Regions from separate parts of the Mus musculus genome. Here regions 1 and 2 are each linked to region 3. Evidence: chromatin loops called from intact Hi-C (ENCODE). Cell type or tissue: heart. All regions are shown on one strand. Each heading gives the region's core, and the rest is flanking DNA. Links, peaks and the distances in the headings are about the cores only. Region 1 overlaps Lpcat1 (lysophosphatidylcholine acyltransferase 1). Region 2 holds the start of Tert (telomerase reverse transcriptase). Region 3 has its middle 41 kb from the start of Lpcat1.

The links. Hi-C counts contacts between places; a loop is a spot of excess contacts. Peaks named below come from ENCODE experiments on the same cell type or tissue, not always from the same donor. Only the 100,000 strongest peaks of a DNase experiment are listed, where the experiment ranks them.
Region 1: it touches region 3 in a loop (3-fold over the local background); 11 of 42 quality-filtered maps call a loop at or near these places.
Region 2: a loop joins it to region 3, with 9 times the contacts of the local background. A loop is called at or near these places in 19 of 42 quality-filtered maps.

What each region holds. Positions count from the first base shown.
Region 1 is chr13:73,473,235-73,481,234 of GRCm38, forward strand. The region is part of intron 1 of Lpcat1 (lysophosphatidylcholine acyltransferase 1); the gene reads left to right. Among named protein-coding and RNA genes, the nearest start is that of Lpcat1, 10 kb to the left of the region's middle. In heart, for the core only: a CTCF peak has its summit at 4,289; no DNase peak of the experiment used is centred there; H3K27ac peaks cover 5,262 bases.
Region 2 is chr13:73,620,306-73,631,482 of GRCm38, forward strand. It overlaps Tert (telomerase reverse transcriptase), which reads left to right and starts at 6,606. Exons shown (of 16, transcript NM_009354.2): 1 at 6,606-6,943; 2 at 7,046-8,369. The coding sequence starts at 6,725. Clptm1l (CLPTM1-like) reads left to right here. Exons shown (of 17, transcript NM_146047.2): 17 at 1-334. RefSeq lists a promoter at 2,239-6,695 and enhancers at 6,365-6,384, 6,525-6,545. In heart, for the core only: a CTCF peak has its summit at 6,449; no DNase peak of the experiment used is centred there; H3K4me3 peaks cover 1,372 bases; H3K27ac peaks cover 1,070 bases; H3K27me3 peaks cover 1,131 bases.
Region 3 is chr13:73,420,653-73,431,829 of GRCm38, forward strand. No RefSeq gene overlaps it. Among named protein-coding and RNA genes, the nearest start is that of Lpcat1, 41 kb to the right of the region's middle. In heart, for the core only: a CTCF peak has its summit at 5,362 (motif pointing right); a DNase peak (open chromatin) is centred at 5,329; H3K27me3 peaks cover 1,175 bases.

The sequences.
Region 1 (8,000 bases), core at 1-8,000, 51 kb after region 3:
AAGCAAGCCAGTAAATAACATCCCTCCATGGCCTCTGCATCAGCTCCTGCTTCCTGACCTGCTTGAGTTCCAGTCCTGCATCCTTTGGTGATCAACAGCAATGTGGAAAGCTAAGCCACCTCCCAAACAGGCTTCATCCTCCTCTATGCCTCCCAGGCCTCCTTTTTCTGGCCAGCACCCTAAGACTGTGTAGCTCCTATGGTCAGTGAGGTGGGAACCTTCTCTCCAGAGGCATGGGATCAAGTTGACACTGTCCTTCAGCAGAATCACCAGTCTCTGGGACACAGTCTCCATAAACCTCCCCTGCCAGCTAAAACAGATGAGATGTACTAGGGGAACCCTCTGCGTCTGCAGGTAGTACGGGGAGGGGAGTGCCTGGGGCAGGGGGTTCCCACCCACACAGGGTGTTTAGGTGGCCCTCCTACCAACAGTAGAGCGTGTGAGCCTCCCTGTTTCCAAATAGCCTGCCTGCCAAGGAAAGAATGCTCAGGAGCATGACGCTTGTGATTGCCATACTCAGTGGGTCTTGGGATGGCCACAGATCAGGGTGGATCTGTCTCCTGGATCCAGCTGAGTCTTGGCTCCTCAAGGAAGATGGCACCAGAGTGAATCCCTACATAACTCTCAGGTCTGTCTCTTCCACTGCATGGTAGACCTCTACTGTTGAAGCTTTCCCAGGGTCCCCTCCTCTGTTGTCTGATATTCATGGGTTCCAACCCCCATGACACGGTGCTGCTGAGTTCACCTACATCTCAATAGTGGAGTTAGAATGTGAAAATGGTGCTTGGGTTGGGGAGAGAATGGCCCATCCTGAATGGTATCCCTAGACAGGACCTCCATGTCCCGGACACCTGCAGGAATGACCCAAGGAAGGAACAGGGTGTTAAGAAGCAGGCACTTCTCTGACAGCTGATACTTAAGTACCTCTTCTGGGAGCCACCGTCCTCAGCAAGCAGGGACAGGGTTAGGGTTAGGATCTCTGGGAGCCAGCAGAAAGCAAGCCCTTTAATTCCAGTTCTCTCTTTAGTCGCCTGAGACTGAACTGTTCACCCCTAGGAAGCCTGGGACTCCTGCAGGCACGCAGGCCCTGGGAAGCTGTTGGCAGGACTCCTGTCTCAGCACCACCTGTTCCTGGTAGCTTGAGCTATCTCTACACGTGGTATTGAGCAGAGTGCCTGGAAAGCTCCCTTTTGGAGGACTGTAATTATGGGGAGTCCTTCCTCTAGTGCTCCCTAAAGTAGGTCAACTGCCAATGAGTCCCTGTGGCTCTGGAGAGGGATTTAGGACCGGTTTCTGTTTTTTGCGTCTTATTCTTAGAAGGCAGTGCATAGCCCCCAAATGTATGTCTTCAGACCTTTCTGCTTGGGCAGAGCCCTTGGGTGGCAGGCCACCCTGGCAGGACCCCAGCTATAGTTTATATTGTTGCACTATTTTACCTCTTAGGCTACAAGACTGTCAGAACAGAACTTGGGGACCAGAGAGACAGAGCCACCACCCACCACCCATCTACCTCCATACACACACGCGCACAGTCACACACAGAGACACAAGGAGAGGATTTGTGTTGACAATTGTAGGAAGAAGAGAGGAAAGCCCAGAGAGATCCCTGATGCCAGACCAAGGCCAGATGCCTGCCAGGATGGTCCTGAGTCAGAGAATAAGCATTGTCCTGAGTAGCCATGTATGCTGCCCCACCTGGGCCCTTGCACCTAAGAACTTCACCCTTACTGCACCTCTTTGTTTGGGATTCTGCCTTCTGCCCATTTTCTGGAATCCACCAGTCACTGCAGAGGCCTCTCAGAGTCACATCACCCATTTATTAATTAGTATAGGGGTCTGCCAGCAATGGGGTTCTGTGCTGCTGTTTTAGGAAGCCTGCTGCCCAGACAGCATGTGGGTAAAAGGCTGGTTAAGTAAGTGTTCCGTCCACAGGCTCCCAGAAGGGAGAAGACAGTCCAGTCTGTCCAGAGGGAGGCATGCCTAGGAGTCTGTATCTACAAGCCACGGAGCTGATGGAAGCGCCGCCTTTCTAAGGGCTGGACAAGTTCTCGACCTTGCGCACACAGGTCTACAGGGCTCTCAAAGCCCAGAGGCCTCCATAATGAGGCTAAAGAGTAGAGTTTGTCTCTCTGAGGCAGGCCCAGAGCGGTCTCTTAACACCTAGCCTATTTTACTCATCTGCCCTTGGGATGCACCCTGACCTATTCCACCCCCAACCCTCACCCTAAGGTAGGATGACTGCTTCTAGTACGCTCATTTCTTTATCTTCCAAGTGAGAAGGCCACACCTGGGTGTGCTTAGGGTGTTTCTTCTGAGCTTATCTAGAACTCAAGAACTCGGGTCGTCTGTGACACTGCAGTGTCTCTGATAGAGCCTGCTCTTGGGAGTTTCCAGGCCTCCCATTACTCTCCCTTTGTGTGTGTGTGTGTCTGTCTGTCTGTCTGGTGCCTTGCTTCTTTCCCTCCAAAGGCTGCACTGTGTGATTATGTAGTGTTTCCTCTGACTGCACAGATATTAGGGTCAGGCCTGGACCCTCCCTGCTGGGGGTGGGTTGTGCTGAGATAGACAGCTATGTAGCCTACCCTGCTCTATGGGGCTTGCATAGGATGAAGCTTACCCAACGCCCCACATAGAGGAGACGTAGCCACATGATGCCAGTACCTGTGCTGTGGAAGCCTGCTGAACTAGATGGATAAACAGTTGCTCAGCAGGCACAGAGTCCCAGCACCTGCCCATAGGAGCACAGCTGTGCTCAGGGAATGACTAGCCGGGCGGTAGTGCTGCATACAAAATGCTAAGAGCCGGGCGGTGGTGGCGCATGCCTTTAATCCCAGCACTTGGGAGGCAGAGGCAGGCGGATTTCTGAGTTCGAGGCCAGCCTGGTCTACAAAGTGAGTTCCAGGACAGCCAAGACTATACAGAGAAACCCTGTCTCGAAAAACCAAAAAAAAAACCAGAATGCCAAGAGGAGACCTGAGCCTGTAATGAGGGTGACTTCCCAGGTCCTTGTTTGTTAAATTATGGGCTTCCAGAGCCATCTCTAGGACCTGACTCAACGCTTGACATGGTCATAGTGTATCTCCAAGAAGAGGTGTGTTCTCAACCTGTGTTGTAGTTTGCAAAGAGGTCAACCATGTGTGGCTAGCCACAGGAAAACAGGAACGTACCACAGACAAGGGAAACCAACCCTCTTACATCATCCACATGTGCAGCCTTCCCTTACTTAGCTTGCAGCCTTCCATGGTCACACACCAGTGTCCCCAGAATCTGAGGCAAATGCCAGGGCGTTCTGGCACCACCCCAAAGATGTTTCCCTCAACAGTGCCATGTGTGTCCCAGCAGTGAGGCACTATACACAGGCCTGAACTGGGAGGATCCAGCTGACGAAAACAGTTTCTAGGATCTCCCCAGCAGACCCACAACGGTTGGTGAAAGAGAGTCCCACACTTTGTCCTGGTGTACTGAAGCTAGTGGTTCTGTAAGACCAAAGTGACCGTGAGGACGGGACGGCCAAGGCGAGTAGCAGGGCCAGCCCTCTAGGAAATCGCTCCTGTAATTGCGTGTGTGGTTCCTAAGGTGATTTGTATTTTTGAGTGTTTCCCTAAAGACAGGCTCCGATCGTCCGCATCAGAAATGTTCTGGATTGGGTGATAGGCTGAGACTTCATTGGATAGCCCTTGGGTAGACCCAGGATAGACCTGGGGAGTTGGGACCGAGGGCTTAGAAGAAAAAAATAGCTCCATCTTAGAAAAGCTATATTTAATTTTAGATTTGAGTGGGAGAACTAAGAAGTATTTATAAATAGCCACGAGCACAGCCTCTGAGGAAAGTTCTGGTGGAGACGTGGACGCTTCTAGCTGTGCCTGAGCATCAGGAAACTTCAGCCCACTACACAGTCGGGGGTCTAAGGCCATCAAGACAGGAACATGCCAGTGAGAAATGGACAAATGAACTCAGTGTAAATAACTCGGCTGAAGTGTCCTTGGGATGTCCCGTGTCCAGCCTCATCTTGGGCTCTGGGGTATATAGGATCCTTGAGCAGCAGGCAGGTGCTCTGTATGGGATTGTTCTCGTAAAGAGGCTAGGGTCAGAGGATCTTGCTTGATAGGGCTGGTTTTGGTAAAGAGAAACTGCCTGCAGCAGCTTAAGATGAGTTCTCCTCTTCTACTTCCTGAGGTTTGGTTCTGGACGTGACTATTGAAAGCTCCCTGCCTCAGAGCCATTGTTCAGCAGGAACAGTCACTCTGGACCTAATTAAAGTGCTGGGACTGCCTAGGGCAGGGGCCACCTGTTGGCTACTCTGCTTATTTGCTTCCGTGCCATGTGGATCTAGTTGTAGTCACCTGGGGCTCTGGGTGGCTGTGGGCTGTAGGCTTCAGCAGTGTGCCTTGGGGTTCCAGCTGAGAAATATGTGCGTGATTTATAGTGGTTTTTTGTTTGTTTGTTTGTTTGTTTGAAGCTTTCGTGCACCCTCACGGTAAAGGCTAAAATAAACCACCTGTGTCTTTCCTCTCTGGTTTGGACAGTAGCTCTTGTCGGTAGGTTTTGCTTTTATGCTGCTCCAGACATTATTCATTAGTTACCAGTTTGGGGTGTTGGCCCACAATTGACCCCAGGCCTGATTTCCCCAGGTGCCCTGGAGACATCCCTGGAGTTTTTAACCTGTCTTCTGTAACCCATTTGGGAAGCCCAGTGCTGTATCCTCAGAGCCTGGAGATGTGCAGGTTGCCCACCAGCCTACCAGGATAGATTTTTGGAATGCACAGGAAGCAGATCTGCCTTCCCTTCTGGACTCAGCCTTGCTCCCAACAGGGCTCTGGCCCAGACTCCCACTTCTGGCTGCTGTCACTTTGGCACTGAATGTCTCACCCATTACTTCTTGTGCTGGGGTCATCTAGACCAGGAACATATGACGTTTGCAGCCATCTTTCCACCCCTTCTCGGCCACCATAGTAGTCCCAAACCCAAGAGCCAGAGGCCCATCTTGGGCTGCATTCTGAATTTCTTTTGTAGGAGCAATCAAAATGAGCTGCTAAGAGAGAGACAACTGTGGCTGTTTGTCCCCCACATAGGACCTGTGGGGCAGGACAGCTGTGCCCTGGGGAGGGAGGGGACCCTAGGAGGAGTACAGACTCAGCCACCTTGTTGGTGACTTAGTTACCCTGCTGATCACTGGTAAAGGAAGTCCAGGGTGATGCCACTGTAGTAGTACTGTCCTTGTGTTATGAGCTAGCATGTCAGAGATGTGTGTGTCCTGAGAAGAGTAGTGGTTCCAGGGCCTGGTGCCTGCTATGTCCCCAAGTGGTTTTCCTGTTGCTCTTTGAACCCCTGCCTTGGGCTCTGACCAACTGCTGCCTTGTTCCACTCTCAGGCCACCCGTGTTTCTCATTTCCTTTAGGGTAGGTGAGGATTTAGGGCAGTCCTTTGTGTGTTTCCCTCTAGGGTGGGTGAGGGTTTGTGTGTTGTACCCCAGCAGCCCTTCATTTTGCATACCATCCCACCAATCCCTGAGCAAATCCAGCTCCTACCCTGAATTTCTGGATGAGGAAATAACATTTGGACCTTCTGGTCCAACCCCTTGGGGGCTGGTAGCAGGTCTCTGTTACCTGTGTGCTATGGTGACTGCGCAAGTGTGATGGTTTGATCTCTGCTGGTTTATTTGATAGTTCTGCATGCCCTGGCCTGGGCTTCGTGTACTTGGATGTTGCTCATTGCTGTGGTCCCAGCTAAGTTGCTGACTGTGTTGTTAACACCCTGCCCAGTCTCTCTGTGTCCTCCAGACTGTTGCACCTGTCTGGGACTCCTCCAGTTGGACATCTCTGTGACCCTTGAGCTGTGTTTGCCCCAAATGCTGAAGTCATCCAGGCAGCTAGGGAGCCATCCCTGTTTGTTTCTATGTCCCTACGCTTGTTACCTCGGCTCTTCCCTTGGTGCCTTGTGTAACTTGAAGCTCCACCCTCAGCTGTCCCACAGAGAACCTAGACTCACCTGTCCCCCAGTGGTGCCCCTAGGGTGGCATCCAGCTCTGCTGCCACCAGCAACATTAAAGTTGGCAGCCGCAGACTGTCTCCCGGATCGATGGAGGAGCGCAGCTCCCCAGAGGACAGAACTTACCCACATTCCCACTGAGTATACAAGGCATCACCTTCTGCATGGAACCATGTAGCAGAAAGCACTTGTCCTGGAACCTTCCAGGCTCTTTTTCAGGGGTACCAGAAGTAGCCCTGTCAGGGAGGTAGAGTGGTAGGCCCTTAGTAGACCTGGCACATCCTTGGTAGGCAGAGAGAGACCCTCAAGTCTGAGGGGTGGGGGTGGCCAAGGCTGTGGAACTACTGAGAGTGAATATGTGGAAGGAGCCTTGCCCAAAGACTAGACAGCAGGGCAGAGAGAATGATCACCTCCAGAGTGCAGGGACACCCTCTGCCAGTGGCTCTGGGTCATTGTGGTGCCAGCCTAGGGCAGGGATAGAATGGGACCTTGGCTATCAACCTGGATTGGCCTACATTTGATTCCCCAGACAAACATGAGAGTCTTTTAGCAGCCTCCCAGGAAGGACTGCTCATGAGAGTGTGTGACTGTGACCCCTGGTTGATTTTTCTAAGGAGCCAGAATGTATTATAGTGTGTGTGTGTGTGTGTGTGTGTGTGTGTGTGTGTGTGAGTGTGTGAGTGTGTGTGAGATAGTGACATGTATCATTCGGAGGTCAGAGGACAACTTGAAGGAGTAAGTTCTCTCATTTCACAATGTAAGCCCTGGGGATTGAACTCAGATTGTTAAGCGTGGCCATCTTTACCTACTGAGCCATCCTGTTGGCTCAGGGCCAGGCTATTAAGAATTATCTGACTACTGTTGGTCTTTGTCCTGCTGACCTTCAGGAACTGGTCCTCCTGGTTTCCTTTTGCTATCCATCACTTTTTTGTCTGAGGCTTTCTAACTGCCCCCAAATACCACTCCAGTGCCCTATTGTCTATTGCTTGTCTTCCTTGATCCTGCCCCTGTATCTATAGGAGACTGCCTGACAAACAGTCTTCATAGGAAGGGTGTTGTAGCTCTCAGTGTTCAGCAGTGACCAGCTTCATGTATAAAAGCTGGTTTAGAGGTATTTACCAGGGACCGTGGAGAGAGTAAAGTGTATTTATGGATCTGTGGTAGTTTGAAAAGGAATGGCCCCCATTGACTCATGTGTATGAATGTGTGACCCATAGGGAGTGGCACTATGAGGAAGTGTGGCCTATTGGAGTAGGATGTCACTGTTAAGGCAGGCTTTGAGGTCTCTTATATGCTTAAGTTAGGCCTAGTGTAGCCCGTGGATCAAGATGTAGAACTCTTAGCTCCTTCCCCAGCACCGTGTCTGCCTGCATGCTGCCATGCTTCTTGCTATGACAATAATGAACTAAACCTCTGAGACTGTAAGCCAGCTCCCATTTAATGTTTTCCTTTATAAGAGTTGCCATGGTTGTGGTATATCTTCACAGCAATAAAACCTTAACTAACATAGTATTCATGTGTTCAGTGTTTGTGAGAATGCATATCCATGGTGTGTATTAGTATGTGTACATGAGTAACTGTGTGTTCAGTGTGCCCATGTTATACATACTGACTTAGATGTATACTAATGTATACATGTTTAACTGTGCAGTGTGGTCATTGTATGTGAGTATGTTCATATGGCACTGTATGTGTTCCATGTGTGTATGAATTATGTATATTGGTGTGTGTGTGTGTGTGTTCATGAGTATTGTATATATGTGTTTGAATATTTGTCCATATTGTATGTGTTGGTTTCTGTCTATAATTGTGTAGATGAACATCTATGTGTATGTATATGTGTTCAATATGAATGTGTCCACATTATGTATATTGGTATATGTGTATGCATGTATATATATGCATTTGTGTTTAGTGTGTGTATAAATATGAATGTGTCCATGTTATATGAATTGGAATGTTTGTACATGTGTCTATATGTACATCTTTAGTGCATATATGAATGTGTCCAT
Region 2 (11,177 bases), core at 1,696-9,695, 200 kb after region 3:
TACACCCCACATGAACTTGGGTCTTGGTGATTGTGCCAGTGGGCAGTCACCCAAGGGTAGCTCTCAGTGCATGAGTGTCCCATGGCAGCCAGTGGACACCTTAGCACGCAAGGGTAGGGAGCATGGTGGATTTCCACGTCAGCTTGTCCAAGTGCTCCTTATGTGGATTTCACATACACAAAAGTCGTTCTGTACGGACTCTGGGATCAAATGGCTCTTTTTCCCTTTTGTTTAAAATTTGATTGTTTAAAGCCTAATGTATGTATGTTTCTATTTTAAAATAAATTTCTTTGGCTGTAATATTTTTCTTAACCTCTAATAATATAAAATATAGAAAATATTGCGGATATCATACGTTAAACCTTTCTCAAGGATCAATGCAAAAGATAGGTTTGTTTCTACATTGAAAGAAGCAAATGGGGGCTGGAGAGATGGCTCAGCGGTTAAGAGCACTCAGTGTTCTCCCAAAGGTCCTGAGTTCAATTCCAACAACCACATGGTGGCTCCCAACCACGGGCTTCTGTCATGAGATCCAGCGCCCTCTTCTGGTGTATCTGAAGACAGCTACAGTGTGCTCATACATAAAATAAATCTTTTTTTTTTTTTTTTTTTTTTTTTCTAAAAAACGAAAGGAGCAGATGCCCAGTGTATTTCCCAGCTATGGAGCCACAAATGTCCTACAAGCTCATGTTGTCATTTAATGGCTGGTCATAGTTGCCAGCATTCAGGCTGGTCATATTTTAGGAGAAATGCTGTGGAGAGGAGTAGGATGCAAAGAAGTGCTTCCAAAGGCAAGAGGAATGTGTTGGGAACAGTTGAAGTATGCTCTGGCAACATGAGCCTTGGCATCCCTGAAGTTTGTGTGTAGTTGAAAATGGTTTCTTTTGCTCCTCTATAGCTTTCCTCTTCCTCCTGGTGCCAGGCTCTTCTCTGAGAGTTGGTCACCTGGAAAGATGCTCCAAGTGGGACACCTTACTGTGCCGTCCTGGATGACATAAGATTCTAGGGTAGTAAACTGAAATCCAAGCCTGGGTATCAACCTGACCCCGTGATTCAAAAGGCAAACGTTGCTTTCAGATAATCCTTTAGTATTTCCAATTAAAACGCTAATGCAGACACGCAGTCTCAGATATGTATACTGTGGACATCCCTGAGGATCTTTAAAGGTACCCCAATACAGTTGTTCAAGGCACATGGCAGTCAGAGGTTCATTGCACCTGGATCCTAGGGTAGGAGGTAGGCTTGAAGCTGAATTGGGGGTCCTTACCAGACAGCACAAGTCAAAAGCAGTGGGACTTGCTTAGGGTGTGTAAGGATGGGTAGCCAGGGTGTGGAGGGGTGCATCTGCCCATACCTGTGCCTGTGATAGCATATCCAGTTCTAAGCACTGAGGAAATAAAGGTCTCTACATACCAACATTAGAACATTCTCCTTCCCAAAGCAACAATGAGAGACAATCCTGACTTCAGCAGCTGCTTCAGCATGGTAACCTCTTAGAGACACAACCATGGAAGGACCCTGGGGTACTACATAAAGTCAGCTTACATTCCATGGCTTAGAACTAGTGTAAGATGGTCTCCATAGATTAACTCTGAGGAGGGACAGGTCTGGGCATGGGGGCTCTAGGAAACATTCTTACCTTTTCAGTTTCTCAAGCTGTAACTTCTATTTCATGGCATATAGCCCATTGGCCCAACCTCATCCTTTCCTCTTGTTCTTCTACTCCCTTTGATAAGAATCTTGTGATATTGTCTCACCCCACCCCACCCCCATAGGCATGCACAAGCCAAACTGACCCTTGAAGCCAGATTCAAAAGTTCCCATTTGGACTGTGGTGAGATGAGGAGTTTGTCCACATATCTTTCATTCATGGACTGAGGAGCAACAACAGACTGCTAATGAGTGCCCAGCTCTGTAGTACAACTTTTCTAAAAGCAATGTGTTGACATTTTCATAGAATAAGGACATGGTAAAGAGATCTAGTTCAGACTTCACTGTGACTGACCACATTTTTGTGCCAACCTTGATTTGGATGGTCCCTGAAATGCTGGTCTTACTTTTCTGTTTTTCACATAAGCGTTTGTTTGTAGTGCTATTATTGTTGGATACGGCACACACCTGTCTTACTGACACTCAGGGAGTTGAGGCAGGATCACTTGGGCTCAGGAGTTCTAGGCTAGCCTATGAAACATAGATGCTCATCTGAAAAACAGAAACCAAACAGCAGCCAGTGGAGCCAAGCTTCCAGCAAACCAGTTAGAGCTGAGTTGATGCTCTGAAGAAGAGAAAATGTAGAGACGGTACTGAACAAATAATGTCTGGGCAAACCTCAGACATGAAAATGGAAGACGTGGAAATCCAGAGAACTCTGAGGGAAAATAAAACACAACTCCAGGTCATCACGGGACTCATCAAACTGCTGAGGTGCAGCCACAGAGAAAAATCTTAAAATAGCCTAGAACGATGCATGACACATAAAGCACAGAGAAGACGAAGCTGAGTCTGTCTTGTAGGAACAACTTGAGAAGACCTAAACCACTGCAATGAGTGCATTCTGCTAACTTAGAATTTGCTACCCAGTTCAGATCCAAAAAGGGTTTCACAAAGTTCAACACAAAACAGTAGCAGGAGTGGCTAAGGGGGACACACTGATAGGAATTCAGAGAAGTAGGGAATGCTCATATGGGGACATTACAAAATGTACTTTCATGTTGCTTAAATCATTTTAATTGTCAACCACATCAAGCTAAATAATGCTTTGAGGTTCATAACATTTGGAGATTATGTCTACACTAGCAGAGAAGGCACCAATAACATCCCAATTGCTAGATTCTCATAGAATCATGAGTCACAATGGCAGAGACAGGTTCTGAGAGTGTGTCCTTGTTGTAAACAGTATGCTCTACAAACTAAGTTGGCTGCAATATCACTAGGCAGTGTTGTCCCATAAGACAACTATCACATATGTGGTCCAGTGATGACCAAAGCATCTTTTAGCATTTTGCAAATGAAGCTCAAATCGAATATGACTAAGCTCATGCAGTACAAATCAAAGGTACACTGGGATAGTTTAAAAGATACATACTTGTACTGGTTAGTTTTGTGTCAGCTTGACACAGCTGGAGTTATCACAGAGAAAAGAGCTTCAGTTGAGGAAATTCCTCCATGAGATCCAGCTATAGGGCATTTTCTCAATTAGTGATCAAGGGGGGAAGGCCCCTTGTGGGTGGGACCATCTCTGGGCTGGTAGTCTTGGTTCTATAAGAGAGCAGGCTGAGCAAGCCAGGAGAAGCAAGCCAGTAAAGAACATCCCTCCATGGCTTCTGCATCAGCTCCTGCTCCCTGACCTGCTTGAGTTCCAGTTCTAACTTCTTTCAGTGATGAACAGCAATGTGGAAATGAAAGCTGAATAAACCCTTTCCTCCCCATTTTGCTTCTTGGTCATGATGTTTGTGCAGGAATAGAAACCCTGACTAAGACAATACTATAAACCCTAAAAGTTGTAAACCAAACACATGTGTTTCCATTAAGCCATCGTAGAACAATAAGTACTCAACCCCAAGTCACATAACTATAATCCCAGCCTTTGAAAACCGGGATCAGGAATTCAAGGCTAGCCTCATCTATATGTAAGATTAAAGCCTGTTTGGGCTGCATGAGACTTTGTTTCAAAAAAAAAAAAAAAAAAGCAAACAGGCAAAAACAAACACAAGACAAGACAGATGTAAAATGAAGGAGGGGTAGATGGGTCAAGTAGAAAATAGCATAGGAAACGAGTCAAGTATAGAAGAGGTGGTAGTAACCAGATCATGCAGAAGGACTCAAGGCCATCTCCTCACAGTGGCTTAGGTAGGCCTTCCTCTGCTCTTGAGCAGGGGCAGAGTTGCCGCTTTAAGGAGGGGATCAGTCACCTTTAAGAACTGAAAAGCTGAACAGTCTTCTCAAGTCAGAAGCCAGTGGCTTCATCTTACACCTCTCTTCCTTCCCTTGCTACTCATATTGGATCTGATGATTTGCCCAACTTGGAAGAAACATCTCTTCTGAAGGGTTTCACAGACACCCCATCTTTCCGAGAAAGGACCGCATAGGCTGGCCATCCCTGTGCTTACAAAAGGAATAATTAAGAAACTTAATTCCATAAGCAAATACAACCTTTCCAAGCCCCAAGTGGATGATTTTATCTTACTGTTTTTTTATATCTCATCAAATAACTTCCAAGGGCTCAAAAATCCAAAGATGTAAAAAAGGAACTGAGCTCTGTTTGCCAAGCCATGAGGATTAAATAATGACATTCAAAGAGATTTTTGTGCCCTAAGTACTTTTTATTGGTTTTCATAGATGGTTTAATGTGCAAGATGAAGCAAACAGAGATGGGAGTGGTATCAGCATGGATTAAGGTGGCAGTTGTGAGGGAGGGGTACTGAGAGAACAGGACAAGGTAACCTATCTAAGGAGAGGCCAAGTTGGCAAGTGCCAGGGACTTCTAAGCCCAGAACTAGTACACATTCCTTAGGTGCTGTTTGGGAAGTCAGGGAGTCACCAGCCTTGGGATCTATAAAAGTGCATGGTGGCATTCACTCACATACTTCCTGAGCTGTTCGATGTTGATGAAGTCGTGGGTATGAGACTGTTGTGTCAGTGACAAACTATGTAAATGAGAATGATTGTTTCCATCTTGACCACTAAGACGTAAACCGGTTCCAGTGATCTCCAAACATGGCAAGCTACAGCAGAGCAGCAGCCCCATCCAGAGCCTTGCCCTGGTTCTGAATGGGGGAGAATCCAGTGGGAGTCGGTTGCTGCCAGCATGTTGGGGTAGAAGGCTGGAGCATGACAGGTCCCCGAGGATTTCCTGCTTCCTATATGGGTAGGGATACTTGAGGTCCTCTCTTCTACCTCCTTCCCTGCAGGGTTTATAACCTCTACCACTGTCTGTCTCTGGGATAGCTCCTAGGGTGCAGCCCCTCCCCAAAAAGGCCTCTCCCTGGCCTCATGTCTCTAAGAACAGCTTTCTAAAGCAGGCCTGTTACACAAAGGCTCCCTTTTCCTGGCTTCATCGTTGCTGGTAGACAACTTCCACTCGTTTTCCACTTCAGTTTCTTCTACTCTGTTGTTATTTGATTCTGATGCTTGAACCCAGGGTTGTGTAGTCAGCAAGTGCTACCCCCTCCCTCCTCTTCTTTGTTTTTTTGAGGCAGGGTCTCATTTTGCCCAAGTGGACCTAAATTTCAGCATGTAGCTGGCCTGGTTTTGAATGCCTTCTCATCCTGCCTCTACTTCCCAAGAGTAGCTTACAAGTGTGCACCACCATGCCCCGCGATATTCTTATTTTTGAGACTGTTTTCTATGCTGGTTTCTTTGGGGAACTACACTAAGGTAGCTTACAAGTGTGCACCACCATGCCCCGCGATATTCTTATTTTTGAGACTGTTTTCTATGCTGGTTTCTTTGGGGAACTACACTAAGGTAGCTTCATTGTTGGCATAAATTTCTCAGTTCAGGCCCATATCTCCTAAGTAGCAGAACTAAGCAAATCTCAAACAAACCCCTCAAAAAGACTGATGTCCACTAAACGGACTTCTAAAATAGCTCCTGTAATCCTGAGCATTTACAAGGCGGCAGACCTCCTATAAGGGAGTAAATATGAAAACGCGCCTGTTCAAATGCTAGGTCGGTGGATAGAAGCAATTTCCTCAGAAAGCTGAAGGCACCAAAGGTTATATTTGTTAGCATTTCAGTGTTTGCCAAACTCAGCTACAGTAGAGATCACAGATTCCCTATTTCCCAGAGATTCAAAATTCAGCAGCCCCTCTCTAACTATGGCTCAGAGTCGTGTCATTACATATGCCCCAACAACAACCCCCACCCCTATCCTACCCCCGCCTCACACGTGCAAGTACTATCACAGTTGCCAACCTAGCAGAGCTGCCATCCTAAGGTCGAGGTCGCCGCTTTGGCTGTGTGCACAGGCAAGCGCCCTCACCCAATGGCCCTGGCCTTGCTATGGGTGCGTGAGTTGAGATGATGCTCTGGACTCTGAGGTGAAGGCCACTGGAACAGTGAAAAAAGCTAACGCAGGGCTTTTACCTAGTCCCCTTCCTTTGGTGGTGGGTGTTTACGGAACATATTTGGGATCTGAGTGTATGGTCGCACCACAATAAAGCCTTAACCTATATAGTAGAATTTCAGCTGTAATCATTAAGAACTGAGATTGCCACCACCCACCTCACTGTCTGTGTCAACCACAGCAGGCTGGAGCAGTCAGCTCAGGAACAGGCAAAACCTTAGGTCCCTCCGCCTACCTAACCTTCAATACATCAAGGATAGGCTTCTTTGCTTGCCCAAACCTCGCCCCAGTCTAGACCACCTGGGGATTCCCAGCTCAGGGCGAAAAGGAAGCCCGAGAAGCATTCTGTAGAGGGAAATCCTGCATGAGTGCGCCCCCTTTCGTTACTCCAACACATCCAGCAACCACTGAACTTGGCCGGGGAACACACCTGGTCCTCATGCACCAGCATTGTGACCATCAACGGAAAAGTACTATTGCTGCGACCCCGCCCCTTCCGCTACAACGCTTGGTCCGCCTGAATCCCGCCCCTTCCTCCGTTCCCAGCCTCATCTTTTTCGTCGTGGACTCTCAGTGGCCTGGGTCCTGGCTGTTTTCTAAGCACACCCTTGCATCTTGGTTCCCGCACGTGGGAGGCCCATCCCGGCCTTGAGCACAATGACCCGCGCTCCTCGTTGCCCCGCGGTGCGCTCTCTGCTGCGCAGCCGATACCGGGAGGTGTGGCCGCTGGCAACCTTTGTGCGGCGCCTGGGGCCCGAGGGCAGGCGGCTTGTGCAACCCGGGGACCCGAAGATCTACCGCACTTTGGTTGCCCAATGCCTAGTGTGCATGCACTGGGGCTCACAGCCTCCACCTGCCGACCTTTCCTTCCACCAGGTGGGCCTCCAGGCGGGATCCCCATGGGTCAGGGGCGGAAAGCCGGGAGGACGTGGGATAGTGCGTCTAGCTCATGTGTCAAGACCCTCTTCTCCTTACCAGGTGTCATCCCTGAAAGAGCTGGTGGCCAGGGTTGTGCAGAGACTCTGCGAGCGCAACGAGAGAAACGTGCTGGCTTTTGGCTTTGAGCTGCTTAACGAGGCCAGAGGCGGGCCTCCCATGGCCTTCACTAGTAGCGTGCGTAGCTACTTGCCCAACACTGTTATTGAGACCCTGCGTGTCAGTGGTGCATGGATGCTACTGTTGAGCCGAGTGGGCGACGACCTGCTGGTCTACCTGCTGGCACACTGTGCTCTTTATCTTCTGGTGCCCCCCAGCTGTGCCTACCAGGTGTGTGGGTCTCCCCTGTACCAAATTTGTGCCACCACGGATATCTGGCCCTCTGTGTCCGCTAGTTACAGGCCCACCCGACCCGTGGGCAGGAATTTCACTAACCTTAGGTTCTTACAACAGATCAAGAGCAGTAGTCGCCAGGAAGCACCGAAACCCCTGGCCTTGCCATCTCGAGGTACAAAGAGGCATCTGAGTCTCACCAGTACAAGTGTGCCTTCAGCTAAGAAGGCCAGATGCTATCCTGTCCCGAGAGTGGAGGAGGGACCCCACAGGCAGGTGCTACCAACCCCATCAGGCAAATCATGGGTGCCAAGTCCTGCTCGGTCCCCCGAGGTGCCTACTGCAGAGAAAGATTTGTCTTCTAAAGGAAAGGTGTCTGACCTGAGTCTCTCTGGGTCGGTGTGCTGTAAACACAAGCCCAGCTCCACATCTCTGCTGTCACCACCCCGCCAAAATGCCTTTCAGCTCAGGCCATTTATTGAGACCAGACATTTCCTTTACTCCAGGGGAGATGGCCAAGAGCGTCTAAACCCCTCATTCCTACTCAGCAACCTCCAGCCTAACTTGACTGGGGCCAGGAGACTGGTGGAGATCATCTTTCTGGGCTCAAGGCCTAGGACATCAGGACCACTCTGCAGGACACACCGTCTATCGCGTCGATACTGGCAGATGCGGCCCCTGTTCCAACAGCTGCTGGTGAACCATGCAGAGTGCCAATATGTCAGACTCCTCAGGTCACATTGCAGGTTTCGAACAGCAAACCAACAGGTGACAGATGCCTTGAACACCAGCCCACCGCACCTCATGGATTTGCTCCGCCTGCACAGCAGTCCCTGGCAGGTATATGGTTTTCTTCGGGCCTGTCTCTGCAAGGTGGTGTCTGCTAGTCTCTGGGGTACCAGGCACAATGAGCGCCGCTTCTTTAAGAACTTAAAGAAGTTCATCTCGTTGGGGAAATACGGCAAGCTATCACTGCAGGAACTGATGTGGAAGATGAAAGTAGAGGATTGCCACTGGCTCCGCAGCAGCCCGGGTGAGCATGGCTGGTCTCCAGCTGAATGCATTAGGGGCCCAGAAAAGGGAGACAATGGGTGGCAGTAACCCAGGTCCCCAGTGGTGTGGTGGCTTTATGCAGTCCGTGGTTGGATGAGTTCCATCTTATGGTCTCTGACTCCAAGCTCCCTCCAGCTCGCCTTGCACAAACTAAGATTCTTGTCCAAGCCCTGGGCAGGTTCTCAGGGCTGGGGACATTGTGGTGAACAGATAAGCAGACGGGGAGCATGGTGGATAGGAGTTCTGGCACAGTGCACCAGAGAGAGTCTGGAAGCGCTAGTGAGAGCTAATGTAAGGGCCCGTGGTTCGCCAAAGAATGATAACCCCGGACTCAAATAGTATGCCAAAGCAAGGAGCATTTCATTCTGCAGAAATCAAGCATGCAGGTGGGGGGGGGGGGTTGCTCTCATTCCAAGATGGAGAGACAACCAAGTATAGATTTTAAGGGGATCGGGGGCCTTTATCTTACTCCATCTCTAGGGGCATTCCATTACTGGGGCATGGGGTTGGAGGTTGGAAACTGTTAATGGGGAGGTCTGGAAACTTGCTGCCCCATTGTCCTTGCTTCAGGCTAGGTAGCTGAGTAGCTTCTAATGGCAGGATAGTTTCTGACTAGCTGTCTAAAGTCTGGGGTGTTTGTTTTTTTGTTTTTTCTAGTAACTTACTTGCCTGAACTTGCTCAGTTTTTAGGCCTGGTCTCCTGGACTGCCAATTTGAAGCCTATTAAGGAGTCAGCCTGTCTCACTACTCCAGGTTATCTATAATCCCCCTGTAGAACGGTACCTCACTGATAACAATGACAGACCAACATAGGAACCCACTATCCTTGTGGTGCATGAGTTTCAAAGGTTCTTCTGGTCCTCCCAGTGTGCAGATCCATGCTTAAGCTATGGTCCTCCCAGTGTGCAGATCCGTGCTTAAGCTATGGTCTTGCAGCTGCTCGATCTACAAAGGGTAGGGTGAACGAAGGAAAGATAAATGAAAAAAAAAAAACTGTTTCCTACAGTGAAGATCGCTGCCCCATCTTAGCTATGAGAAGGGACTGGGGAGTGGAGCCTGGTGCATAAAAGAGGATTGTGTTACTTGGAAGGCTGCAGAGCCTGGACTCCTGTGCCCTCCTTGCCTGGTTTTCTGGGTTTAATGTTGAGGTTGGCCCTCTGTAGTCACTACCTGACCCCTTCCCTTTCAGCCAACCCTCCGGTTACACCCTGTGCATGTATGGAAGGGGCCAAACGCCCTATCCTGCTCTCCCTTCCCCAAAATTCTTAGGATATTAACAACTTATGGGGAAAAGATGGTAGAGCTATGTTTACCCACCATGTACTTGGGAAGCTCCGAAGTAAGCTTTTAAAAGTACATGTCTGGCAGAGTATTGTGGCAGACACCTAACCCTCCCAGCACTCGGAAGCAGAGGCAGGTGGATCACTGAGTTCAAGGACACCTGGCCTACCAAGTCCAGGCCAGCCAGGGGTCTGCTAAATAGAGAAACCCTGTCTCGAAAACAAACAAGCAAAAAACATACCTGCCCTGGGGGTGATAGGGTACACCTTTAATCCAAGCACTCAGGTGGCAGAGGCAGGCGGATCTCTAGAGTTTGGGGCTAGCCTAGTCTACAGAGTGAATTCTAAGGCAACAATGGCTACACTCCGAAACCTTATCCTAAAACAAACCTTATCCTAAAACAAACAGAACATTCCTGACTCTCCAGCTGCAGCACAGAGCCTGTGTGGCCAATGCAAGTCTTCCCACCTGCTGAGTGCTGACATCTCATTCCTTCAAGTCTCTCTGTCTCCCTTACCCACAGCTGTCAGTATCAGTTGCCCAGGGTTACGGAGATAGCCCTAGAGGAAAGGAGATACTGCAGCCCCTCAGCATCCTGTCTCCTCAGGTAGCAGCTCTCCTTATTCTGGACACAGGCTCCTTCCTGCTTAGACTGGACTTTGCCTGTCCTTGCAGTTTACATCCAGTTTTATGATTGCCTTTCCAGACTTGTTGGAACATGTCTCTTTTCTGCTCCAAGAACCCCTTTGACCTTCAGTTTGTCTGTAAAAACTTAAGCATGCTCTCTGTTAGAGTTTTCCTTGGAATTTTATTCCTGTCTCTTCAGGTTCATTCTGGCTCACCACCACCACCACCCCCCCCCCAACATTATACATCATAGGTATTTGGCTACACGTTTCCTTCTGGATACTGCCTTAGCTACACCGAGTGCTTCTGTACGTGGCCATTTTGATATCAGTGATTTTTTTTGATTTTTGTTTTGGAGACATCGATATATTCCAAATGTGTGAAATATTTTGAATTTTCCTTGGAAATTGATCCTCAATTCTGTGTAGAAGTCTGCATAATACCAGTTATTCAAAGGTGCTGCAAACTTGTACCTCTGCACAGGCAGTTTTTCTAAATGTTCACTGTATTTCTGAATCCTGAGATTTTTTTTTGTGTCCACTATGTCAAATATATACAGGAAAAGTCCACGTCCCTTCTGGTCATGAAATAAGAAGAGGGCTACTTTGGTTTCTCGCTAGTCGGCTGGGCTTATTTCTTCTTACTCTGGTGGTATTTACATGCAATGCTGTTAAGTGTACGTACTAGTTACAGATTTTTATTCATTTTATGTTTATTTGTTTGAGACAAGATTTTAGCGCCAGGCAGTGGTGGCACACGCTTTTAATCCCGGCACTTGGGAGGCAGAGGCAGGCGAATTTCTGAATTCAAGGCCAGCCTGGTCTACAAAGTGAGTTCCAGGACAGCCAGGGCTACACAGAGAAACCTGTCTTGAAAAAAA
Region 3 (11,177 bases), core at 1,437-9,436:
GCCTCCTGGGCTGATAAATGGCATCTTCTAAGGGACATATGGCCCAGAAGCTGGGCCTGTGGGCACCTTCCAAATAAGTTGTACTTGAGGTTAGTGCTTGTGCCTGGCCATGAAGGTCCAGCAGAGAAAGAAGAAGCAGGCTCACTACTGCTTCTTTTCTCTCCCTCTTCCCTCTTTGTCTCTTCTGCGTTCTATCCTCTGTGTTGAGATGTGTGTTGAGACAAGTCCTCTACTGGGAAATGGTGCTTTATACAAAGTTCCTGTCCTTAGTCAGGGACCTCAGAAAACCCCAGAGGAACCTGGACCTCCATCCTGAGTTGATTCTTCCCACCTAAAAGGAGGAGGGAATATGAGGAGGCTGTAACAACATCCTGCGGTCTCTACAATGAACAAGAGCGCCAATCCCTGAAGCTATGATTCAGCATAATTGACAGCTCTGTATCATGGTGGATCCTATCCCAGCCTTCCACTCACCAGCACTGGATGGTCTAGGAACAGCCTCTGCCCTCTTTCATGAATGATGTCACTGCATACCTTTAGACCACAAAGAAATTTCTTTACTAAAAATTCTGAGTTATCCACTGATATATACACACACACACACACACACACACACACACACACTAATAACTTTGGTGCGTTCTATCAGATGCATGTTCAGTGTGACATTGCCTCTGCCCCCTTTTTGGAGGGTACCTTCCACCTTCTCTAGGGCTGTGGAGCCCCATGAGATAAGACAAGCACCGGGAAACACTATTAGCATTGTTTGGCTGAAGCTATCTAGGAAAATACAGTTGGGACTCCAGGGCAATGTTTGTCTATGCTGCACATGAAGGCTGAGGGCAGATAGTCTGGTCACCAGCACTATGCCTACCTGTATCTCGGACTTAAGCAGGCCTGTTCCTGAATGGGGCTCGACTAAAGACAGTGTTCAGTTTTCACTCACCCTGAACTAAATCTGCGGACATTCCACCCTATATTATCCTCTTTCCAGAATCCTGCTCACAAGAAGGCTGGTAGAGGAAGAACAGGTCACCTTGGAAAAGGAACAAAATAGAAAGAAAACAGCAGTAAAGTGTACTCTGCCTGGGACACAAGAAAGTACAGGAACTGTGTACTATATACCTTCCACTAACACACACACATAACATGAACACACGGCACAAAAGCACACTCACACTATAACACACCATATGTGAGTGGAGATGAACACACACATTTTCTTTCACACATCCACAAACAAATACACAGGTTATTGTTGCTAAGTAGGAAGATTTTTAAATACCAGGTGCATATCTGTCACCAAACAAAGAGAGGCTGGGAGAGGAAGGAAAGCTCTCCAGTACTGCAAAGAAAAGCTTTCCTTGTGTTTTTTACACAATAAACAAGCATTATAGCTACGTTACAGCCCTGCAGCGTTTTCAGAGCAGTATGAAAAAAATACTTTTCCTTCCCACGTGAGATGTCCAGGTTAATGACCCACGAGCATCAGTAGGTCTCCAGATCTTTGCAGTGTGCATAAGCACACATAAAAGGTAACATCCTCGCATCTGGCTTCTCTTCTTCCCCGTGCTACAGCTAGGGGAACACACGCTCCAGTTTCTCCTGGGTCTAAGGCACAAAGAATAGAAGCTAGGTAGAAAGTCAGTGGCAGGGGGAGTTGAGCAGAGCCCAGGTTGACCATGAGGCTCTGCTGCAACCTGGTATGACTAATTGAGTGGAATTTTTAAGACATGTGTCTGAATTTGATCTTTGATATTTTTAAGGCATATTGGATCAATATTTAGATCTACATTTATATTGATCCAGGGTCATGTTCAAATATCTCACTTGATATTGGGCATTTTCTAAGACTTGATACCCCCAAATTACACCTGTACATGTGAGATGTCCATGAGAGAGAATAGGCGAGACACTGTGCCTTTGCCTAATGCTCTCTGCCACCCCCCAAATCTTCTTAAGGAAAGTAAACAAAAGCAAATTCACTTGATTAATAGGTTAATTTAGAAAAAAAGAACAGCAGTGCACACTCCTCTCTCTCTCTCCCTCTTTCTCTCCCTCTCTCTCTTTCTCCCTCTCTCTCCTCTCTCTCTCCTCTCTCTCTCCCTCTTTCTCCCTCTCTTTCCCTCTCTCTCCCTCTCTCTCCCTCTCTCTTCCTCTCTCTCTCTCCTCTCTCTCTCTCCTCTCTCTCTCCTTCTCCCTCTCCCTCTCTCTCTCTCCCTCTCTCTCTCTCTCCCTCTCTTTCTTTCTGTGTGTCTCTGTGTGTGTGTGTTCTAGTCCCAGTATGACATGCCCACCTGTATTTACTGGTGGTAGGATTTTTATTTTATTCTATCCACTTTTACAGAGTCCATAGACTCCCGCAGAGTTAATTTATTAATTTTATGGCTAGGACAGGAAAATAAAGCAGCCTAATTTAATTTAAAGGTCTTAGAAGAAAGTCATCTGGCCCCCAAGAGATAGCGTTGGGCCAAATAGAATCTAGAGCCCTGGGGGGCGGGGAGGGGATCTCAAGGACCAGAAAGGGAACAGGCTCTGAGCAGGAACTCCCAGTCAGGAGTGGGCTCACCCAACCAATCCTCTCTTCATTCCTTTCACCTGAGCAGTCCTGTATACTCAGGCTCTTTACCAACCTGCTCCCACTGCCCTGGTGTGAGCTACCTGCCACACAGACAAACTTTACCACCTCCCTAGCCTCTGGCACCCTTCAGGTCTCTACTAAGGCAAAGTCCCATAGAACCACCCTTCTCCCTTCATTCCGGAATTTTCCCAGTGCTTTCCATGCGGTGACAGAGTTTATTTACTATGGAGCATCAGAGGCCAAATAGAGGTTCTTCAGGTACTGGTGGGAAATGCCACATAATTCATACCTTAAGATGATTTTTTAACCTCTAAATAAAATGAGAATAAAGCTGTGTGTGAGCTGACTTTCTGGCCTGGCAATAGGGACTTCACAGCCTTTTTTAACTTCCTCTGAAATACTGTATTCTGACAGTATCTGTAATTACAGAACTTGAATTTGCCAGTCTGCTAAACTACCTGATGTCCCAGAGACAGACATTTATTCTTGCTTTTATTTTAACTAATGTAGAAAGTGCTGCCCAAAGACTGTCCAGGGACACTGCTGATGCTGACAAACTTGCTCTTCCCTGTAGGCTGTTGTGCAGCAGACCCTTATAGAGAGCACAGTAGGGCTTGAAGTCTTTGTGGCCACACATGGCTTCCATTAAACTCTTCTTTGTAGTTTCTAGAACTTTAAAAAGTCCAACCACTGGGGCTATAGAAATGAACATTCTCTGCTCCTCCAGAGGACCCAAATTCAGTATCCTACATGGGATATCTCACAACTTCCTATAACATCAGCTGCAGGGGGCCTGGCACCCTCTTCTGTCTCCTGTGGTCACCCACATACATAGATCCATAAACTTAAAATAATAATAAAATATTTTTGAATGCTCAGGATCACAAGCTGCACCAGGCTTGGCTTCCATTAGCCCCTTCGGTTATTCCCAGGTATACTGTGGTAGTGGTGGTGGTGGTGGTGGTGGTGGTGGTGGTGGTGGTGGTGGTGGTTGTCAGCTTGACACAGTTAGGATCATCTGGGAGGAAGTACCTGTGCTGATCAGGAAAAGAGTGTTATGTTATTTTGGTTTTGGTTTGTTTTTTTTTTTTTTTTTTTTTTTTTTTTTTTTTTTTTTTTTTTTTTGGTTTTTCGAGACAGGGTTTCTCTGTATAGCTCTGGCTGTCCTGGAACTCACTCTGTAGACCAGGCTGGCCTCAAACTCAGAAATCCACCTGCCTCTGCCTCCCAAGTGCTGAGATTAAAGATGTGCGCCACCACGCCCGGCTGATTATGGTGTTTTATCACAGCAATATAAGCAAACTAAAGCAGATGCACACACGCGAATTTCTCTACAGAAAAATTATATAAATCTGTGCTGTCCATAGCAGTGACTGAAATTTTTTAAAAGATTTGTTTATTTTATATATGTGAGTGCACTGTCGCTGTCTTCAGACACACCGGAAGAGGACATCGGATTTCCATTACCGATGGTTGAGAGCCACCACGTGGTTGCTTGGAATTGAACTCAGGACCTTTGGAAGAGCAGTCTATGCTCTTAGCCACAGAGCCATCTCTCCAGCCTTGTGTCTGAAATATTTACTGATATCATGACTGTTTTTAAATGGGTTAAATCCACCTTGTGTCTAGTGTCTTCATAGTTCTGGAAGACCTTTGCATATAGAGGGGGTGCGTACCCCTCTGTCTTTATCCTGGATGCCACTAACGTGAGCTGCACTGTCCTGTGATGTATTAAACGTTTTGTCTTTGTAATCAAACTTCAGCTCCTTATTCTGATTTTTTTTTTCGTTATTTTGCTTCAGTCAGGGTGTCAGCCATGCCTCAGAACCCCCAGTTCTGTTCCTCTGGGTGTGGTCCAGGCACTCAGTTGAAGTGAAGAGCCTGAGTTGCTGCTGAGCTCCAAGGAGAACAAAACTCTTCTGGCATTCAGTACACTGGGGCCGTGGTAAAGACCACAGGAAAATCCCAGTGAAGATCTTCCTGGTCACTGTGGACTTTGGTACTAGCTCGGCAGTTGTTATTTCCTGGGGCACGCTGCGGCTTGAGTACTGAGTACTGGACCTCACAGTGTCTCGGGATAGCAAGGAAGGGTTTGAATATTCCTTGGGCCACTCAGGCTAGCATGCACAGAGGCTGGGAAATATAATCCATCTACCTCAAAGACTTTTTTTTTATATGAATCCTGGCGAAAAATACTTATCCAAACTTGAGGATGAATACACAGGCCAGAGGATAGGTTGTTAAAGTTTGCATGTGAGAGCCACGCTCTTTGCAACTAACCATGAAAACAAACTCCAGAGAGCCACGCTCCCAGGACCTCAAGGAGGGTGTGAGCTCCAACCTGGGAAGGTGGATCCCACCTTATAGCTTTATTGACGGACACATTCCCTTTCTCACCTTGAGAAAAGCCGATCTTCTTTCCTTATGGTTGGGTTTGTCCAACGGCTAGTTGCCAATTCAAAGGGTTCTTCTTGCAGGACATTTCTTATGATTTCTTTAGCTTCCGAGGATTTTTTCACATACTTCAAGATTCCTTCCTTCTCACACATGCTAGCCACCCTTACTGGAGGTCTTAATTGGCACGACTGTCCGGAAACAATATATCAGGGTGGCTACAGGCCAGAGGACAGGGTTTAGGGTTTGCACGTGAGGGCCATGCTCTTTGCAACTAACCATGAAAGCAAGCTCCAGAGAGCCACATTCTCAGAACCTCAAGGAAGGAGTGGGCGAGCTCAGGTTAGGAAGTGCCCTGGAAAGTGGCCCCTGCTTGCGTTGCATCTTGACCTCATGGCCACACGGTGGCAGTGTGAGCAAGGTTTTCCCCGACGACGCATGAATGTTAATTTGAGAGCTTTATTCATTCTCTAAAGATTTCATGCTGCCTTCACATTAGCACACACTAAGCCCAACAAAGAAGAATTGGGAGATAAAAGAGAGAGGGTCAGTAAACCACTCGTTTAACCCCCAAACTTGATTCGTAACACCACATAAACACAGGGGCACGATGTTCCATATGTATTTGGAACAGTACCAAAAGGCACTGTAATACCTCTGTGAGGCCAAAAAGAAAACCGCTGAACAGCAACATCATCAGGAAACACAAACACAGTACCTCATGGTGCTCTTGAAAGGGAGAATATGGATTAACTGATTTTTACAAGATATATGCATATGTATGTGGATATATGTATGTGTGTTTATATATTTGTGTGTATATATATATATTCAATTTTAACAAAATCAATATTCCCTGACCATCAAAGGGGCAAGTAGGACTCCAGAAGGAAGCTGATCTTTGTCTCGTAGTCTGTGAGGGATGAGCATGTTTGGAGGTTTGGAGATTTGGAGATCTCCCCAGAGGCTCTTCTTAGAGACTTTAAAGGAAGGCATTTAATCGCAACTCTGGATCCTCTGCCTGGGATAGCCAGATAGCTTGCCCCTTATTCCTGAGGTATTTCTATGTTCTGAACATGAGCAAGCAAATTTCCCCAGCAGGCCCACTGCACCCACTGCGTCAGAATCCCCACTCCAGGTCTAATTTAAGGCTGCTGTGACTCACAGCCGCATGGTGTCTGAGAAGGAAGCACCTCTAGGCTGGGGGGTATCCGAGGGAGGGATACCTCCATTCACCATGCACTGAAGGTGGTGCTATCTTGGGTGCAGGGACTGTGGGAAAGAACCTCATCCCCTACCTGTCACCTGCTGCATCAGGGAGAGTTGTCAGTTCTCTACTCTTGCCACTGAGCAAATCTATATGCCCACCTGACCTTTCTACTAGGCCACTGTCCTTGTTTCTTCAAAAATCCTATTAGGTTCCAGGTCTTGCGTACCATTGAGGAGAACCTGGCCTGCCAGGTTGTTCCTTTAAGCATAGTGGGACCGTCCTTGGAATGTATGGGACCCAGGCCTATGGAAAAGACATGGAGGGCCACTCCTATGGAGTTGAGAAGAATTTACTGGGCAATTCGGAGGACAATGTCCTCTAGCATTAGGAGCAGCAGCCTCAATGTCTGGCAGAGCCCTGATTTCAGCAAAGAAAACAATATAGAACTCCATCTACCTGACAGTGCGGCTTTCCCAGCCCTCCATCACCCACGTAAACCTCACTGCTCACCTAGAGCCCCTGCTTCATTATGACCTGGGTTATAGGTGAGTGACAGCTCATGTGCCCGTGAGGGTGACCTTACCAAGGGAAAGAGTCTCAGAAAAGTAACCGTTAAAAATGAAATTCTCAGAAAACCCTGATCCAGCGTCCTTTTGGCAAGGTAGGGGGTGGTTGGAGGTAAACCTATAGAAAGAAGAAAAGGAGAACAAACACCGAACCTGGTCACATTGAATCATTGTCATAGGAGGGCAGGAAGATCCTCCCTCCCCCTCAAAAGGTGTAACATCCGTCCTGGCCTCAGATTCAGAGTTCTAGAGAAAGTAGTCTCATTGGGTCAGCTGCCAAGTTTATGGACCCAGGAAGCCCTGCCTGAAATTGGTCAAAGCAAGAGACTATCGTGGGTAGATAGGTGCATAGCACCTAAGCAATGCAAGGCTGACTGACACACCTGATGCTCATCCTATAAGATCTCTTTATACAATACTAACCCTTGAGAGTCCCAAAAGCACCTGCGTTAGAAGAATAGTGACTACAGACGTCAACACATTTAAACTAAAACAGGCTGTGTGAAAAGGAAAGGACACTCATAGAACCATAGCACTTTTGGATAAAAATCCCAGTGTCTGAGGTAGGCTATCTTCGGATGACATGTTGGCTAGTGAGACCCTCTAGGCTCCACAAACCATAAAACTATGGCCACTGCTGTTGGTCACATTCAAGAATTAGACTACAAGCCCTCATTGCTGAAGATTTAACTACAATCTTTGGCTGAAAGACTTGTTAAAATCAGTCTAGGACTTCCTCCCTACTAACTTGCCTTTATAGTCGTAAGAGGTAGCATACAGGCTGCTGGCAGGAAATCATCACTAGCAGTAGATACATATTAATAGAGTGTGATAAGGGGCTGGAGAGGTGGCTCAGTGTTTAAGAGCACTGCTGCTCTTGAAGAGGATCTGGGTTCAGTTCTAAGAACCTACATGGAGGCTCACAACCATCTGTAACTCCAATTCCAGGGAATCCCTCTTCATCTATGTATGCCATGCGCAACAAGCATGCACATGGTATACACACACACACACACACACACACACACGCAGGCAAAACACTCATATACATATGAGAGAGAGAAAGAGAGAGAGAGAGAGAATTTTTAAAAACTCAACTCTAGGTTTGGATGTCAGCTCTCTACTCAACAGAGAGAACACCTGTCTGCATCCACAATCAGAAAGTACTTGCAGAGTACAGTCTTTCCCAAGCGTACCAGCCATATTTCGGGATAATTCTCACCTCTATGTGGGGTGGTTCCCTGGCTCTTTCAGACAATACCGTGGTGTATTATGTGTGTCACTAGATGTTCTTGGCCTGTCAAGAATTGTCCCTTGAACCCATACTTACTGCAGCCCAGCACTATGGGTGCTGTCTACTAAAGTCATGGGGATTACCCTAGATGCCCCCTGACCTTCACTGCCTGCACGGCCTGTGCAATATGCAGCAGAAACAGGGGCCTAGGGAATTCCTCAGGTGGGATGAAACATCCAAGGTGCTCCAGGGCCTTGGAGCCATCTAGTTCAGACCACTGGCACAGCTGGTGTACAATGGTCTTAGCACAGAAGGGCTGACCTGGGGCATGTACAACTTCTACTAGGTGGTTTGCGGCAAGTGCTAGAGGAGATTCAATGAGGTTTATGTTCAAGAGGGAGGTGGGAAAGTGACACAGAGAAGAAAGAAGTGGGAGAGACGCAAGAAGCATTGATTGCCTCAGGACAATCAAGGATCTGAATTCACGAAGGGTATTTCCCACCATCAATGCCAGTGTTGGGCACAACATGCTTGTAGAAGCCTCCTGGTTAGCATCTCCTTGGCTCCTGTTAGGTTTCCTCAAATGATTCTTCTAAGGTTAAGAGTCACCCCAGGGAGAAAACAGAACTGGTTTGGGGTGGTGGTGGTGGTGGTGGTGGTGGTGGTTTTAAAGAGTTTTAGAAAGTTAAAAAGAAAAATAAACCCGACTTCTTGTGAATAATTGTAAAGCAGTGTGCCAACAAGGATCAAAATTAAAAATCAGAGTTAAGACAGGCAAAAGTCTCAGAAATGGTGCTTATGCTGTTGGAGCTGTCTATTTTTAAATCTCCCACAAATCCATAAAACATGAAAACCCGAGACAGGGTGTGAATAAATAATTCAAAGAACAGAGATACAAGTGAGTAGTAACAATGCCTATTAACCACAAAGAAAATCCCAGGATCCCACTTTGGCTGGGTGGGCAGGTAGAATGGGCAGCTCAAGAATGCATCGTGGCTACCGCAGGCAAGCTGTGCTCTGAGGAGAATGTTTGAGTCCACACAATGAACTCATGACAGCTGACCTCACCCCATCATGAGAGGTGCCAGGATGGACAAGGTGAGGAAGCCACAGAACCTCTACTGGGGCCTTAGCAGGAGTCAGGCATCCCCATCCCCTCACTAAGTCATTGACCAGACGGGCTCCATGTGCCCTGGGAGAAGTGAGTCACAGAGAACTTCTGAAAATAGCAGTTCTTGGGAAGAACTCTCAGGCTAGCTCCCCAATCACCCCACAGCCTTCCCTCCCCTCTGAGACATCAGTTCTTTTAGCACCTTGACCTTGGACTTCAGCCTGCAGAACTACGAAAAGTGCATACTTATCCATAAGCTAGCCAGTACAATGGTGCTGAGCAGACAAGGCAGGTTTCCACACAGATTCCCTCATGTGGAAGGGACACGGTTCATCCCACAGGCTGCCTTCCCAAGCTCCTCCTCTGTACAGCTCATATTCATATTCATTCAGGACATTCCTTATGACTTCTTTTCTGGTTACTAATTCTTTTTCCAGTCACATCTAAACTACTGTTAAGCTCATGCACCGAGTTTTAAGTGTTTGCTTATTGAGGTTTTTGACTAGGACAATCTCTGTGCTGTATTTACCCAGACACAGGCATATGAGAAGATGTAGCTTTCAAGCTATGAAGTTCTAGAAAAGGAAAAAGAAACAAAAAACAAAAAACAAAAACAAAAACCCTGGTACCTAAAGAAATACAGTGCAAATACTTCCAAACAAATACTGCCTTTTGATCTAATTTTTGTTTTCCCACAGAGGCCCTTGTCTTTCTTTTCCTCACCAGATGAGGTCATAGTGTTGTCTGAATTGAGCTAAAGGCTGGAATCTTTGCTGGTGGTGGATTCTTGGTTGTTTTCTATATTTGTGTTGATGTACTGTCTCTCGGAGGAGCCTCACTCTCTGTCCTGCCTCTGCCTCTGCCTCTGCCTCTGCCTCTGCCTCTGCCTCTGCCTCTGCCTCTGCCTCTGCCTCTGCCTCTGCCTCTGCCTCTGCCTCTGCCTCTGCCTCTGCCTCTGCCTCTCTCTCTCTCTCTCTCTCTCTCGCTCTCTCTCTTTCTCTCTGTGTGTGTCTGTTTCGTGTGTGTATGTGTTTGTACCTATGGATGTATGCACATGTGTGTATAGGTGTTCAAGCATTTGAATGCATACAGAGGTCAGGTGTCATCCCTCAGCCACCTTCAGAATGTTCCAGGATAGGAAAGCTTCCTTTTTCAATACAGACTGTAACTCATCTTTATTGTTTGAAGATAGAGTCCCTTACGGACTGAAGAATTCATCATTTGGCAGTCTGGCTAGCCAATTAGCTTCAAGTATCACTATCTGTGCCTGTGCCCAGCTGTGGGGTCACAGATGTCACCACCACACCCCGCTTTTCACCTGGGTCCAGAGGTCTGAGCTCAGGGTGAGCTCACCCTTGCACAGCGAGTGCTTTACCAACCTCTGTTTCTCCACCTTACACCCCACATTCTGTGTCGAGTGGTCCCTCACTTGTGACTATACACTCCCCCAGACAGGGTGCGTCCGCACCTGTAAAGCACAGGGCGGGCGATGACTTGTGTTCCTTCCACACCATAGCCATTGTAGTCGTGGTGATCAGCTGACCTCAGAAGACAGCACTGTAACCGTGTATGTGTTTCATGGCTATCTGTGGACCTCATATCACAGAGTAGGAAGTGGATATAGACTCCCCAGCTGCAGATAACCCATGCTCCATGGTCCCTATAGCCTGAGGATGCACTGAGTCGCCATGATGCTGTCCAGAGGTAGTCTCCAGAAGCTTCCGCCCCCTGTTCACTCACTGCTAAAGAATGACTCTGAATCAGCACCCATGGGCCCCCACAAGAACCCCAGGGCTCTTACACGCACCCTCTACCAGAGACCAGAATGACATCTCTGCTGAGAAAACACAAAAGACTCCCAGATGAGATTTTGTGGTGCAAAACATTCCAGAATAGGAACACCTCCTTTTCCAATTCAGACTGTAACTCATAAGCACTATTTCCACGTCCCTGAGTGCACATCTCCTGATTCATCGCTGCCTTCAGGTTTAGCTTAGGAAATAATCTGAAACACCTCACTGATCCACAAGGCAGGGTGCTCATCGCACAGCTCACTATACTAAAGAAAGCAAACTCATCAT